2 separate regions of the Homo sapiens genome follow, and region 1 is linked to region 2. Evidence: read pairs that join two places in POLR2A ChIA-PET (ENCODE). Cell type or tissue: A673. All regions are shown on one strand.

Region 1 (8,000 bases), 660 kb before region 2:
CTGTAATCCCAGCACTTTGTGAGGCCGAGGCCAGGTGGATCACCTGAGGTCAGAAGTTTGAGACCAGCCTGGCCAACATGCTGAAACCCCATCTCTAATAAAAATACGAAACTTAGCAAAGCGTGGGGATGCTGTGCCTGTAGTTCCAGTTACTCAGGAGGTGAGGCAGGAGAATCACTTGAACCTGGGAGACGGAGGTTGCAGGGAGCCGAGATGGTGCCACTGCACTCCAGCCTGGGCAACAGAGCAAGACTCCGTCTCAAAAATAAATAAATAAATAAATAAATTCGAAGTAAAACAATTACATTTCAAAGGCAAAACAGATAAGGTTCAAACTGCTATATGTCATCATCTGTAGTGTGAGTGAGATTGAGTAACTATAATGTAAAAAAGTCCATAAAAAGTACTCCCCTATAATGTAAAAAAGTACTCCCTATAATGTAAAAAAGGACTGAAGGGAGTACTCAGAGATGGCTTACAGATAAAGTTGGCAACATCAGTGGACTGGTGAAGGGGATAGAATAAGGGAAAAAAGGAGGCAAAGAAGTCATGGGGACATGTGTTTGTTTGCTGTCTATGCTAACTCAGTGAGATTAATTAAGAGAAAAAAAGCGAAATTCTCTCATGAACCTCAGCTGTCAAAACTCCAATAAGAAGTTTTGGTCATTTCTGGGCACAGCTTCTGCCCTGAAGCTTAAGTTAAACAGTTAATATGATACAGTCATATGCTTTATAATGATGTTTTGGTCAGTGATGGACTGCATACAGGTCAGTGGTCCCATAGCTGAAAATTCCTGTTGCCTAGTGATGCCATAGTCATCCTAACATTATAGTGCAATGAATTACCTTTTTAATGTTTAGGTATGTTTAGATATACAAAAATATTTGCCATTGTCTTACAGTTGCATACAGCATTCACTATAGTAACATACTGTATAGATATGTAACCTAAAAGCAATAGGCTATATCATTTAGTCTAGGTGTACAGGAGGATGTACTATCTAGGTTTCTGTAAGTACACTCTACGCACAATATTCACCAGATGATGAAATCACCTAACGACAAGTTTCTCAGAACATATTCCTGTTATTAAGCAATGCATGATTGCATTAAGACATGATTGGCCGGGCACAGTGGCTAATGCCTGTAATCCCGGTACTTTGGGAGGCTGAGGCAGGCAGATCACCTGAGGTCGGGAGTTCAAGACCAGCGTGACCAACAAGGAGAAACCCTGTCTCTACTAAAAATACAAATTAGCCAGGCACTGTGGTGCATGCCTGTAATCCCAGCTACTTGGGAGGCTGAGGCAGAAGAATCACTTGAACCCAGGAGGCGGAGGTTGCGGTGAGTCGAGATCACACCATTGCACTCCAGCCTGGGCAACAACAGCAAAACTCCATCTCAAAAACAAAACAATACAAAAACAAATGATCACTGGCCGGGCTCCCTAGCTCGTGCCTCTAATCCCAGCACTTTGGGAGGCCGAGGCAGGTGGATCACTTGAGGTCAGCTGTTCAAGACCAGCCTGGCCAACATGGTGAAACCCCATCTCTACTAAAAATATCAAAATTAGCCAGGCATGGTGGCGGGCACCTGTAATCCCAGTTACTCAGGAGGCTGAGTCAGGGGAAACGCTTGAACCCAGGAGGCGGAGGTTGCAGTGAGCTGAGATGGCGCCACTGCACACCAGCCTGGGTGACACAGTGAGATTCTGTCTAAAAATAAATAAATAAATAAATAAATAAAAATAAATCACACAGGACCTGTGTCTATTGCTTCTTTTCTCATTCACCATTCTCCAACTAGGTTATTTCTTTGCTCCACATTAGGACAACCACTCTGATGACTATAAAATGAGAATCTTGGCCAAAATATTTAAAATCTCTTAAGCCTATGGGATTAATGAACATCAATAAATGAGTTTTCTCCTATTAAAGGTATCACAGTGAGCAACGGCAAGAATAATTTAGCCAAGCGCCCAATGCTTATCTCCACAAGATCACAAAATCACTTCAAATAATGAAGACTTCTAGTTAAATACTTTTCTCTCCTTTTTATGACATTATCACATGCTCTGTGTAACCGCTGAAAAATGCTGGGTTAAGGGTGACAGGCTTCTGTGAAGTTGAGGGTTTAAGTAAGCACCATTTTAAGTACAGCAGAAATAAAATGGGCTGTGAGGCTTGTTCACAATGTCTACCATTGGCTTCCCATTTTATATCATTTGATTCTCAGTTAAGAAACAGTCATCAAATTTTAAAGATGATATAAGGAACATAGCAAACACATTTTTATATTTGATCCTTGCTGCCTGGTATACTGGTAAAGCTAATTAAGACTGAATATACAGGTCTACCTATTCTGATTAGCTATTTTCTTGGTAAAACAGCTGAATTTGTAGAAAGGAAACCAAATTTCCTGAAGATATGATTAATCTTATGCAAGTTTCCTTTTTTTTTTTTTTTTATTGTTTTGAGACGGAGTCTCGCTCTGTCGCCCAGGCTGGAGTGCAGTGGCGCAATCTAGGCTCACTGCAAGCTCCGCCTCCCGGGTTCGCCATTCTCTTGCCTCAGCCTCCCAAGTAGCTGGGACTACAGGCGCCCGCCACCATGCCCAACTAATTTTTTGTATTTTTAGTAGAGGCAGGGTTTCACCGTGTTAGCCAGGATGGTCTTGATCTTCTGACCTCTTGATCCACCTGCCTTGGGCTCCCAAAGTGCTGGGATTACAGGCGTGAGCCACCGCACCCGGCCTGCAAGGTTCCTTTTATACCCTTTTACTCAATCCTGTTTTCTTTAAGCTAAAGAGATGGCTCAAGAGTTTCCAGTATTTTGTTACCAAAAATGACATAATTTCTGTGCCCTGATCATCTTGTATGCATAATTCTTTCTGCCTTGTATCTATTTTAACTATATCATATTGACTTTAAAAATTAATGTCAGAGCACTTCCAGAATGAAGACATGATGAACTCACTAGACATTTTCCCCAGTAAAATAATCATAACTTGTGAAAATTATAAATAAACAATGACTGTTGGATCAGTCTGTGGAGTAATTTATGCCACAGGACAATGTCAAAACCACTGGAGCAATCAGCTAGTAATTAGTAGAGGCTAACAGCTGGGAGTGATATTAACAAAGATAAACCATCCAAAAACTTGACAGGGAGATGAGGAAAAAAGTCAAAGAGAACCTGGTTAAAACCACTGTTGGTGGAGCGCGGTGGCTCACGCCTGTAATCCCAGCACTTTGGGAGGCTGAGGCGGGTGGATCACGAGGTCAGAAGATCGAGACCATCCTGGTTAACACGGTGAAACCCCGTCTCTACTAAAAATACAAAAAATTAGCCGGGTGTGGCGGCGGGCGCCTGTAGTCCCAGCTACTCAGGAGGCTGAGGCAAGAGAATGGCGTGAACCTGGGAGATGGAGCTTGCAGTAAGCCAAGATCACGCCACTGCACTCCATCCAGCCTGGGCGAAAGAGCAAGACTCCATCAAAAAAAAAAAAAAAAAAAACTGTCATCCCTGAGGAAGGAGGAGGAGAGAGTCAGGATAACAGTGTGCATTGCAAAACTGCACTTTTCTGAGGAGCACCATCAGAGGCTGCACACTGTGAGGGACATAGACTCTGCTGAACTAGTCTAGCCAAGTCACTAAACAAATAAACAAGCAAACAACAACAAAGACAACAAGCCCTGGAGACAGGGGTCAGTATCCAGAGTTACTGCAATGGAAATGTACAGTGTACAACAAAAAAATTACAAGACATACAAAGAAACAGGAAAGTGTGACCCATTCACACAGAAACTGCCTTGAGAGGACACAGATATTGGGTCTAGCAGATAAGGACTTCAAAGTAGTTATTATAAATACATTCAAAGAACTAAAGAAAACTATGCCTTAAAAATTAAAGAAAGGGGCTGGGCATGGTGGCTCACACCTGTAATCCTAGCACTTTGGAAGGTCAATGCGGGTGGATCATGAGGTCAAGAGTTTGAGACCAGCCTGGCCAAGATGGTGAAACCCCGTCTCTACTAAAACATACAAAAATTAGTCAGGCGGGGTGGTGGGCACCTGTGATCCCAGCTACTCGGGAGGCTGAGGCAGGAGAATCACTTGAACTCCGGAGACAGAGGTTGCAGTGAGCTGAGATCACATCACTGCACTCCAGCCTGGGCAACAGAGCAAGACTCCATCTTAAATAAATAAATAAAAATTAAAGAAAGGTATGATGAAAATGTTTTATCAAATGGAGAATATTGATAAAGAGAAAGTTTAAAACAAAAAACAAATATAAAATCTAGAGTTGAAAAGTACGGAAATAAAAAATTTGGCTGTGTGTGGTGGCTCATGCCTGTAATCCCAACACTTTGGGAGGCCAAGGCTGGTGGACCACCTGAGGTCAGGAGTTCGAGACCAGCCTGGACAACATGGTGAAACCCTGTTTCTACTAAACATACAAAAATTAGCTGGACGTGGTGGCAGACGCCTGTAATTCCAGCTACTTGGGAGGCTGAGGCAGGAGAATCGCCTGAACCCAGGAGGAGGAGGTTGCAGTGAGCCGAGATTGTGCCACTGCACTCCAGCCTAGGTGACAAGAGCAAAACTCTGTATCAAAAAAAAAAATTCACTATAGGGGCTCAATATGAGATTTGAACTAGCAGAAGACATAATCAGTGAATATATTCTGAAGAACAGAGAGGGAAAAAGGAGGAAAAAAATGAACAGTACATCAAGGAAATGTGGGACACCATTATGTGCACCAACATATGCATAAAGGGATACCAGAAGGATAGAAGAGAAAAAGAAACAAAAAATATCTGAAGAAATGATAGCTGAAAACTTCCCAAATTTGATGAAAAAGTTTAATGTAAACCAACATCTAAGGAACTCAGCAAACACTTAAGTAGGATAAATGCAAAGACATATAAACACAGACATTTCAAGAGCAAAATGTTGAAAAACAAAGAGAATCTTGAAGTCAGCAAGAGAAACATGGCTCATGTACAAGGGAACCCTAATAAGATTAATAGCTGACTTCTCATCAGAAACATTGGAGGCCGGAAAGCAGTGGTATGACATATTTCAAAGTGCTGAAAGAAAAAAACATGACCAAGAATCTTGTATTCAGCAAAACTATCTTTTTATTTATTTTTATTTTTTATTTATTTATTTTTTTAGAGATGGAGTCTTGCTCTGTCACCCAGGCTGGAGTGCAGTGGTGCGATCTCAGCTCACTGCAAGCTCCACCTCCTGGGTTCAAGCGATTCTCCTGCCTCAGCCTCCTGAGTAGCTGGGACTACAGGTGCACGTCGCCACGCCTGGCTAATTTTTTGTATTTTTTTTTTTTTAAGTAGAGACGGGCTTTCACTGTGTTGCCCAGGCTAGTCTTGAACTCCTGAGCTCAGGCAATTCACCCACCTCGGCCTCTCAGAGTGCTACGATTACAGGCATGAGCCACCATGCCCAGCCCAGCAAAACTATATTTTTAAAATGGAGATGAAATTAAGACATCTCCAGATAAGCAACAACTGAGAGAACTTGCTGTGAGCCGAAACGCCTTATAAGAACATGAAAGGAAGTTCTCCAAGCTGAAAGCAAGTTATCCCAGATGGTAAATCAAATCTACATGGAAAAAGAAAAAAAAATGATAAAAGTAATTATGTAAATAATTATAAGAGTGTGTATAATTACATATTTTTTCTCCTTTCTTTCCTTAACTCATTCAATTGTATGAATATAATTGTATTTTTGGATCTGTAACATATAGGTATGTGATATATTTGACAATAACTTCACAGAGAAGGTAGGTAGGAATAAAGCTGTACTGAAGTAAGGAAATAATACCAGATGGTAACCAATCTACAAAAAGAAATGAAGAGAACTGGAAATGGTGAATAAAAAGGTTAACATAACAGGCTTTATAAATATATGCTTGCTTTCTTGTCTTGTCTTAGCTTCTTTCAAATACATAAAATTACATAAATAATTATAACAACTGGTTTGTAACATACATATGTAATATATATTACAAAAATATTAGCAATATGGGAGGGAGGAATAATTATATAGAAGTAATGTTTCTATATCTCATTGGGATTAATTAGCATACATTTGAGGTAGATCCTGATACGTTTAAAAAGTATAATCTAGGGCCGGCGCGGTGGCTCGCGCCTGTAATCCCAGCACCTCGGGAGGCTAGGTGGGCGGATCACGAGGTCAGGAGATCGAGACCATCCTGGCTAACACAGTGAAACCCAATCTCTACTAAAAAATACAAAAAATTAGCCGGGCGTGGTGGTGGGCACCTGTAGTCCCAGCTACTCGGGAGGCTGAAGCAGGAGAATGGCATGAACCTGGGAGGTGGAAGTTGCAGTGAGCCGAGATCGTGCCACTGCACTCCAGCCTGGGCAACAGAGCAAGACTCTGTCTAAAAAAAAAAAAAAAAAAAAAAAAAAAAAAAAGTATAATCTAAGCCCTAGAGCAGTTACTAAGAAAATAACTCAAAATATGTATATTCAGAAAGTCATTGAAGGTATTAAAATCATCCACCAGAAAATATTCACTTAATGCAAAGGGAAGCAGTACAGAGTAACAGAGGAACAAAAAACACATGAGACATAGAAAACAAAGAGTAAAATGGTAGATGAAATTCCAGTCACATAAATAACATAAAAATTAAATGAATTAAATAACTTTTTTTTTTTTAAGATGGAGTTTCGCTCTTATCGCCCAGGCTGGAATGCAATGGTGCAGTCTCGGCTCACTGCAACCTCTGCCTCCCAGGTTCAAGTGATTCTCCTGCCTCAGCCTCCTGAGTAGCTGGGATTACAGGTGGCTGCCACCACACCAGGCTGATTTTTGTATTTTTAGTAGAGGGGTTTCACCATATTGGCCAAGCTGGTCTCGAACTCCTGACCTCAGGTGATCCCCCCCGCCTTGGCCTCCCAAAGTGCTGGGATTACAGGTGTGAGCCACTGCACTCAGCCAAATAACTTTTTTTGTTTGTTTGTTTATTTGTTTTTTTGAGACAGGGTCTCACTCGGTCGCCCAGACCGGAGTGCAGTGGCGTGATCTCGGCTCGCCGCAAACTCTGCCTCCCAGGTTCAAGTGATTCTCTTGCCTCAGCCTCCCGAGTAGCTGGGATTACAGGCATATGCCACCACGCCCGACTAATCTTTGTATTTTTAGTAGAGACGGGGTTTCTCCATGTTGGCCAGGCTGGTCTTGAACTCCTGACCTGAAATGATCCACCCGCCTCAACCTCCCAAAGTGCTGGGATTACAGGCATGAACCACCACACTTGGCCAAATTAAATAACTTAATCAAAGATGGAGATTGTCAGACTGGATAACAAAACAAGTTCCAACTATGTGATATTATATATACAGGATATACACTTTAGATTTAAAGACGCAAACAGATGGTAAGTTAAAAAAATTTTTTTAAAGATATACCGTCTGGGTGCAGTGGCTCACATGTGTAATCCCAGCACTTTGAGAGGCTAAGGCAGGTGCATCACCTGAGGTCAGGAGTTTGAGACCACCCTGGCCAACATGGCGAAACCCCGGCTCTACTACATATACAAAAATTAACCAGGCATGGTGGTGCGTGCCTGTAATCCTAGCTACTCAGGAGGCTAAGGCAGGAGAATCGCATGAACCCAGGAGGTGGAGGTTGCAGTGAGCCGAGATCATGCCATTGCACTCCAGCCTGGGCAACAGAATGAGACTCCATCTCAAAAAAAAAAAAAAAAAAAGATATGCCATCTAAACAGCAATCTTAAGGGAGTTGCAATGTCTATATTACTATCAGAAAAGATAGACTTTAAAACAAAAAATGTTAGCTAGGTATGGTGGAATGCACCTGTAGTCCCCACTACTCAGGAGGCTGTGGTGGGAGGATTGCTTGAGTCAAGAAGTTCAAGACTGTAGTGTGCTATGAGTGCATCTGTGACTAGCCACTGCACTCCAGCCTAAGCATCATAGTGAGACCCCATCT
Region 2 (8,000 bases):
CATAAAAGATTTTGGAAATCGTGGGAAAAAATTATACCAGCTATAAGCTATTTAAATACTGTTGATAGTTATCAGAGGGAAATCAAAATCATATAAACAGCATACTCAAAAAAATGAGACAAAAGTTCAAGAGTATAATATTTTTTATTCACTGATAAACTAAAAGCCAATTTCTTGGTATTTCTCATGTATACTTCATTTATTTTATTAATAAGCAAAGCCCTGTAAGGGGAGCCTTTGCCTAGTCCTCCGACTCTGATTCATCTTCATCTTGACTAATCTGGAAGTAACGAAGTTCGTAGGTCTCCTTGTCAGATGCAACCACTCGAAGCCAATCACGAAGATTGTTCTTCTTAAGGTATTTCTTGGTAAGGTATTTCAAATACCTTTTAAAATAAAAACATAAATTTCATTAAGAAATACAATTCCTACTATGTAAAGGTTTACTATACGAAAAATATACATCATCATATTCATCTTTTCTGTACCTAGCTTCCTCCAAAATATTTCATCCTTCCATTCACAGGATGTATTGTGTAAGACTGTTAGGGTAGCATCCTCTTGTCATACTGCCACACTATATATTGTTCAAGATTGTTAGGGTAGCATTCTCTTGTCAAACTGCTACAGCCAAATTATTTAAGCAATATGATTTCACTCTTCAAATATATTATCTGTGTATATATATGTGAAAACGTTAACACCTCCTTCACCACTATCAAGCCCCCTAGCTCCCAATCCCACCCCGGCTCAACAGGCAACCTATTAATAATAGGGTTAAACCCATACTATGCTCATTAAGTCTCAACTTCTCTGAAAATTCTTGGGCTCTCTCTACATCTAATGTAACTAGAGTTGTATTTTACAATAATTATCTGATTATCTGTAAGATACTTGATTTACAGCTACTACAGCTACTACATTTTTATCTCTGAATCCTTAGTGATTATAATCTCAGTTAACATGTACTGCAACCACTTTAGTCCAAGCCATCATTGTCTCTCACTGAAATTAGCTCTTACATCTTCAGTTTCCACCAGATGTATCACCCTAGTCTTTTTCAGCCACAATAAACAATTGCTTCCCATTACACATCCCATGGCTTTCAAGATCTGCTCCCCAGACACCCTCCAATCTCATGCATTCCTCCCAGAACACTATACCCCAGACACACTGGCTTTGTTACTATTACTTTAATCTGCCAGGCTTCTGGTTCATCCTGCCTGTAACAACTGCAAGGCTCACTTCTGCATTTCATTTCCTGACCAACTTACCAACGTACCCAAAAACTCTGCAACTAGTTTTATGCCCTTACAGCACTTATCACTGCTTGATTAATTCCATTTCACTCTCTCTTCTCCACTAGAAGTTTCTTGGTGGTGGGTAAACTGCCTGCTTGGTTCACTGTTGGGTTACCCAGTCCTGTGCTGCCCATGTAGTATTTAATATTTGGTGAATAAATTCAACAAATAAAAACTGGCAGCAAGATGTTAAGACTTTGACTTTAACTGGCTACCTCTACTGAATAAATAACTTGAGACAATTCTCCTATGTACACATCAGACATGTTTCTTGCAACATACTCAAATACTAAAGTACTCAGCATTAAAGGTTATATACAATTTGGATTTACAGGGCCTATAATTTACTGGACTGGGACTGTGGACACAACTGGCTCATATTCTAGCAATAAATGACACTTACAACTAGACTCAGCAATTGGCACTCATTTACTGAATTTCCCATTTATGTAGGCCTTTAGTCTAAAGTTCATATTTATTCTTGCATATAAACAGAATACATGTAATAACTACATATTCTATGAAATATTCCAAAACTACTATAGTTTTATTAAAATTTGCAAAAGTACCAACCTTTTAGAGAACTGTTTCTCAGAAACAACTGTGATTTTATTCTTGAAGCGTTCAATGTGAACAACATTCCCGAGATTTCCAGTTTTGCCATTGACTTTAACCTTCTCCCGTAGAAATTGCTCCTATTTTAAAACAGAAAAAATGCAAAACTAGGGAAGAGAACCCTAGATATTCACTAGGGAAGGTACCCTAGGAATAGAGCTTAGGTTATTATCAAATACTATATATTTAAACCATTATCAATAACTCTGATTACAAAAATAAGCCGAGTAGAATGATACTTACAAAATTTCCAGAATCAAAAATTCCATCTTCTACTGGATGAGTAAGGTCCAAATTAAACCTCCAGGTTGACCTCTTGGGCTTCCTGTCTTTCTGCTACATAAATGAGAAATAATTATGTAGCTATATAAAACAACTTATTCAATTTATATAAACAATTTTAAAGTTTGTACCAATGCAATCTGTACAATGTACTGTTAGGTTACATATACAGAAATGTAACAATAAATAAAAAAACACCACCACTACCCACGCCGGGGTTGATTTGAACCTCTAACCAAGTCCTAATATGTTCAAGTTGTCAAAAAGTTACGGACTTTCATTGTTTTCTATACTACCAATGATCAATTTTAAATTATCGTGCTTTTCTGCCACCCCACTGCAGATGGGAATAGGTTAGTATACTGCCTAGCCCAAGCTCAGGTAAGTGCCAGAGCTAGGATTCCACCCACCTATGTCTAGAAAATTCAATTCTTACGTTATTATAGGCAAGGGAAGGGGACTTTGGTAAAAAAAAAAAAAAAGAAAAGAAAAGAAAAAGAAAAAATAAAAATAAAAAAGGCAAGGTGCCGTCCCAGCACTTTGGGAGGCTGAGGCAGGAGGATCACGTGAGGTCAGGAGTTCAAGGCCAGCCTGGCCAACATGGTGAAACCCCATCTCTAGTAAAAATACAAAAATTAGCCAGGTGTGGTGGTGCATGCTTATAATCCTAGCTATTCAGGAGGCTGAGTCGGGAGGATTGCTTGAACCCGGGAGGCGGAGGTTGTAGTGAGCCTGATCATGCCACTATACTCCCACCTGGGCAACAGACTCTGTCTCAAAAAAAAAAAAAAACCTAAAAACCAACACCGTGGAACTTAAATTTTCCATATCCAAACCTTTTATACCAAGACCATATAATATGGCTACATAAGCAAAATGTTACTGTGGCCAGCAACCATGTACATTCACTGCAATATGAACAAACAAATCTGTATTTATCAGACTATAACCTCCAATTTAGATTCACCCAAGTGGCTACCAAGTATTACACATTAGTTTGCTTTCTCAGGTAGCATGGTAACATGTGCCAAAAGATAATTACCCAGTTGGCGCAGAAGTTAATTTGGGAGACACAAACAACTTCTGTCTAATGGAACAGATAACCCTATAGGGTTTATGGCCATGCTGGGCATTACCCAGTTTTGTAGCTAGCCCAGCAATTTTATCCTAACTTTATTTGTAAATTGCGCATGTATATCTAGCTTTTCAGATATTCTTAGGAACATTTTAACATCTTACTGGTTCCCTTACTAATGACTTAAGTAAAACATCTGAAGCACGTTTATTTCACATTGCTGGAATCTAGACTTATACTTTTCTAAAAATTACTTCACCGAGAAACTTCTTCCCCAACTGAAAGTTCTCAAAAACTTGTGATGTCGGCCATCGCGGGAGCTGAGCGCCTAGGAGCTCCCTCTGGCCTGGCAAAGGTCGTCAGACCGGCCCGATTACCCACCATTCCCCTACCCAGTGCTGAGTGGCAAAAGCATTATCAGGCGCGAGATAGTAAAGAAATGGCTCAGATTGCAGTACCACCGGCCCATTTACAGTTGTGCCTCCCTCTTTCCCGCGTGTCCAAAACCACCCATCCTAAACCAATTCCGGGCCCAGCTCCAACTCCACTAGACCTCATGGCAGCTGCCAGGGAGTCTCGAAAAACAGTTCAGGATCCTCGCGTCTTGGTTGTGTTTCTGACCCAGACTTCACTACTCCCCTCCCTTTATCTTGACTGAGACGTCTCCACTCGACAGATGCAAAAATCGTTACAGCGGAAATCATTAAATTGCCACACAACACTCCCACCAAGACATCGCTCACTCACCGGCGCCATCTTGCGAGTCGGCCGCGAGAGCAGAGAGGAAGCTACGGCCGCGCGGTCTGCATTTATATCAAAGCGTGCTGCGTCACGCGCTGAGAGCGTCAGATTGTCGCCTCCCGGAAAAGAAAGCGGGAGGAGCGCTGAGGCCGGTAACCCAGGAAACCAGTGCGCTGCCGGACGAGAGTAGGCCATCGGCTTTCCGCGGGCACACGCGGGTGGCTGTGGTTGAACTGACTCTCGGGTTTCCGCTCCTGGCTGTTCAAGCCGATTAATTGCAGTGGCCTCTACAGTTACCTAGTGGCTGCTCCCGGATACGGACGCACGCGAGGGATGCAGGAGTCATCTTTCACTAATCACCGGAATCCCCTTTCCAATCAGGGCAAGGCAGTGTCTCAGGTTGCTTTGGGATCTCCTTTTATTGCAGTTATAATCCTCCAGCGAAAAAGTTATTTGTTTGTGTTTTGTCTGTGAGCCTCGTTTTCTAAATGACTGTTGAGGGAAATTGGTGCTTCGGGGACCAGGTCCTCGGGAAAAAAAAATCATGTATATATATGCTTACACGCCCACGCCTGTAATCCCAGCACTTTGGGAGGCCGAGGCCGGAGAATCTCTTGAGCCCAGGAGTTCGAGACCACCCTTGGCAGCGTAGGCATAGGGAGAACCCGTCTCTACAAACAATTTTAAAAAAAATGGCCCGCGTGGTGGTGCGCGTCTGTACTCCCAGCCACTCGGGAGGCTGAGGCAGGAGCATCGCTTTACCTTGAGAGGCGGAAGTTGCAGTGAGTCGAGATCGAGCCACTGCACTCCAGCCTGGGTAACAGTGAGACTGTCTCAAAGGGAAAAACACGTAGTGCTTGCTTCTTGTTCATTCGTTTGGTATAATTTATCATGGGTTTTACAGTTAATCCCAGGTCTCTTGATTTCCATCCAAAATGCTCCCAGTTAAAATTCAATGAATGTTTGCTGTGACCTATCAGTATGTACAAGACACACGAGGGTGGAAGTGTCTTGCTGACAAAAGGAAAAAGTAGCTTTTGAGCTTTGAAGGATTGTAAATTGACATCAGATCCGAAAAGTGGCATGCTGAACCGCTTGGGTTTAGCAGTAATATGTTTTCGTGGAGATGAAATTATCATACCTAGGGGTAGGGGTAAGGGATGGGGTGGACTTTGTTGTTAATTTGAAGAATGACCCCAGAAAGTAAGAACTGTTCGTGGCCTTTATGCCAGCAAGTAGTTATCGTGGAAACTATGCTTTAATAGAGCATATGACTTGTAGAGTCTGAAGAGAGGCCCTGAATTCCTAGAAGAAATCCATTTCAACAAGATTTTTTAGTTGTCTGCCTTAAGAGCTACAATAATCACATTTCTCTTTCCAAACATTAAAGGGAGCAATTGGCATTTCCTCCTCAAGGGCTGCCTAAGCTGAGGGGCAGAAATGATTCTATTTTGCTTGTCTTTAGCAGTCTTCCATGTCTTGACAATAAACTCCTTAAGCACTATTAAGCCATTTGTACAAGGAGGATATGGAAACATACCTGTTTCACAAGAACTAGTAATCACCAAATAACTAGTTAGAAACTGTAATGGGGGAAAAATGTTTGTCAATTAGAAAAAAAAACAAGAATATTAGCGAGAAATGTGCAGATGGGAAGACTAAAAGTTGTAAATAATTCAGTTCTTCCCAAACTGTGCGTGTGCACACGTATATAGTAACACAATGCTAGTCAATACCCTATAGTTATTTTTTAAAAATTTGACAGCTAATTAAAAAAATTTTAACATTTATTTTAGATTCAGAGGGTACATGTACAGTTTTGTTACATGAATATATATAATGATGGTGGGGTTGGGGTGCGATTGATCCCTTCACCCAGGTAGTGAAAATAGTACCCAATAATTAGATTTTCAACCCTTCCCCACTTCTAGTATTCCCAGTGTCTATTTTTGCCATCTTCATGCCCATGAGTATCCAATGTTTAGTTCCCACTTACAAGTGAGAAGTACAGTATTTGATTTTCTGTTCCTGCATTAATTCGCCTAGGATAATGGCCTCCAGCTGCAGCCATGTTGCTGCAAAGTATGTGATTTTGTTCTTTATGGCTTGTGTTGACAGCTAATTCTAAAACGTATGACACAATAAATGTCTGAAAAGAGCCAAGACACTCTAGACCAATGAAAGGGAGTATGCCTTTCCAGCTCTTCCAATATAAGATATAATAGATGATAGATATGTATTTAATATATTATAAACTTCAGTCATTGGATCTACATGATGCTGAAGCCTTAGTAAACAGATCAGTAAGCAAAAAAACACAGAAAAACCCCTCCATATGTAACTACCTTACCAATGGCTAAAATATAGTTTTATTTTTATGTATGCATTTATTTATTTTTTAGAGACATAGTCTTGCTCTGTCGCCTAGGCTGGAGTGCAGTGGCGCAATCTCAGCTCACTGCAACCTCCGCCTCCCTGGTTCAAGCAATTCTCCTGCTTCAGCCTCCCAAGTAGCTGGGATTACAGGCGCTTACCACCAGGTATGGCTAATTTTTCTATTTTTACTAGGGTTTTCGCCATGTTGACCAGACTGGTTTCGAACTCTTGGCCTCAACTGATCCGCCCACCTTGGCCTCCCAAAGTGCTGGGGTTACAGGTGTGAGCCATTGTGCCCGGCCTAAAATACAGTTTTATAAATAATTTTTTAATGTATGGTTGAGCTGGTGGAAAAGTAAAATAATTTTTAGGGGCAGAAATGACAAGCAATGATCATACATGTTTGGAACTTGAATTAGCTCTGCTCAGATAGCATGAAAAAGCTCCAAACTGAATATGTAGTTTAAAGTGTGCTTGTATTATTAACACCAGACAGAAGCAAGGGCAAATACTCTCTGGAGAAATGCATTTTAGATCCAGGTACAAATAATTCCCTGAGATAAGCTTCAAGAAATATGAGCTGACAGGTTTTGTTTTGTTTTGTTGAGATGGAGTCTTGTTCTGTCGCCAGGCTGGAGTGCAGTGGCAAGATCTCAGCTCACTGCAACTTCTGCCTCCAGGGTTCAAGTGATTCTCCTGCCTCAGCCTCTCGAGTAGCTGGGACGACAGGCGCACCACCATGCCAGCTAATTTTTGTATTTTTAGTAGAGACGGGGTTTCACCATGTTGGCCAGGATGGTCTCGATCTCTTGACCTCGTGATCTGCCCGCCTTGGCTTCCCAAAGTGCTGGGATTACAGGTGTGAGCCACCGTGCCCGGCAGAGCTGACAGTTTTTTAAAATCATGAAAATACAGGAAAACAAGCCACCGTGGATGAAAATCAACATCAAAAACCTATGAAATCAGACTCACAGAGACTTTATATGTTGGAATTATGAAATGCAGAATATAAAATAAGTATTTGTAGTATATGCAAAAACTAAAAGTATTTAGGATATGATAAGGAAGTCAGAGACAATCAAAATTGATCAGATTTTTTTTTTTTTTTTGAAAAACAGCAAAAGGAGACCGGGCACGGTGGCTCAAGCCTGTAATCCCAGCAGTTTGGGAGGCTGAGGTAGGCAGATCACTTGAGGTTAGGAGTTCGAGACCACCCTGGCCAACATAGAGAAACCCCCGTCTCTACTAAAAATACAAAAATTAGCTGGGTGTGGTGGTGATGCCTGTAGTCTCAACTACTTGGGAAGCTGAGGCAGGGGAATCACTTGAACTGGGGAGGTGGAGGTTGCAGTGAGCTGAGATCATGCCATTACACTCCAGCCTGGGCAACAGAGCAAGACTCCGTCTCAAAAAAAAAAAAAACAAAAAAACAAAAGAGAACATTTAGACATTAAAAAGAGAAAAACTGAAATTAGAAAAAGTAGATGAGTTAAACAAGAGAGTAAACAGCTGAAGAGAAATCAGTGAGTGGGAAATTACTTAGAATGCAATGTGGAAAAGCAAATAGATGTAAGGTATAAAAAACAGGTTAAGAGACCAGGATGTCAGAA

Evidence for each region. Peaks named below come from ENCODE experiments on the same cell type or tissue, not always from the same donor. Only the 100,000 strongest peaks of a DNase experiment are listed, where the experiment ranks them.
Region 1: POLR2A ChIA-PET joins it to region 2 with 12 read pairs; 5 of 35 experiments call an interaction of 5 or more read pairs at or near these places.

What each region holds. Positions count from the first base shown.
Region 1 is chr3:170,206,850-170,214,849 of GRCh38, forward strand. No RefSeq gene overlaps it. Among named protein-coding and RNA genes, the nearest start is that of PRKCI, 12 kb to the right of the region's middle. In A673, no CTCF peak of the experiment used is centred here; no DNase peak of the experiment used is centred here.
Region 2 is chr3:170,866,139-170,874,138 of GRCh38, forward strand. It overlaps RPL22L1 (ribosomal protein L22 like 1), which reads right to left and starts at 4,057. Exons shown (of 4, transcript NM_001099645.2): 1 at 4,021-4,057; 2 at 2,160-2,252; 3 at 1,875-1,996; 4 at 1-386. The coding sequence starts at 4,029. The coding sequence ends at 242. RefSeq lists enhancers at 3,550-3,599, 3,769-4,495, 4,496-5,221. In A673, a CTCF peak has its summit at 4,044; a DNase peak (open chromatin) is centred at 4,103; H3K4me3 peaks cover 3,812 bases; H3K27ac peaks cover 2,698 bases.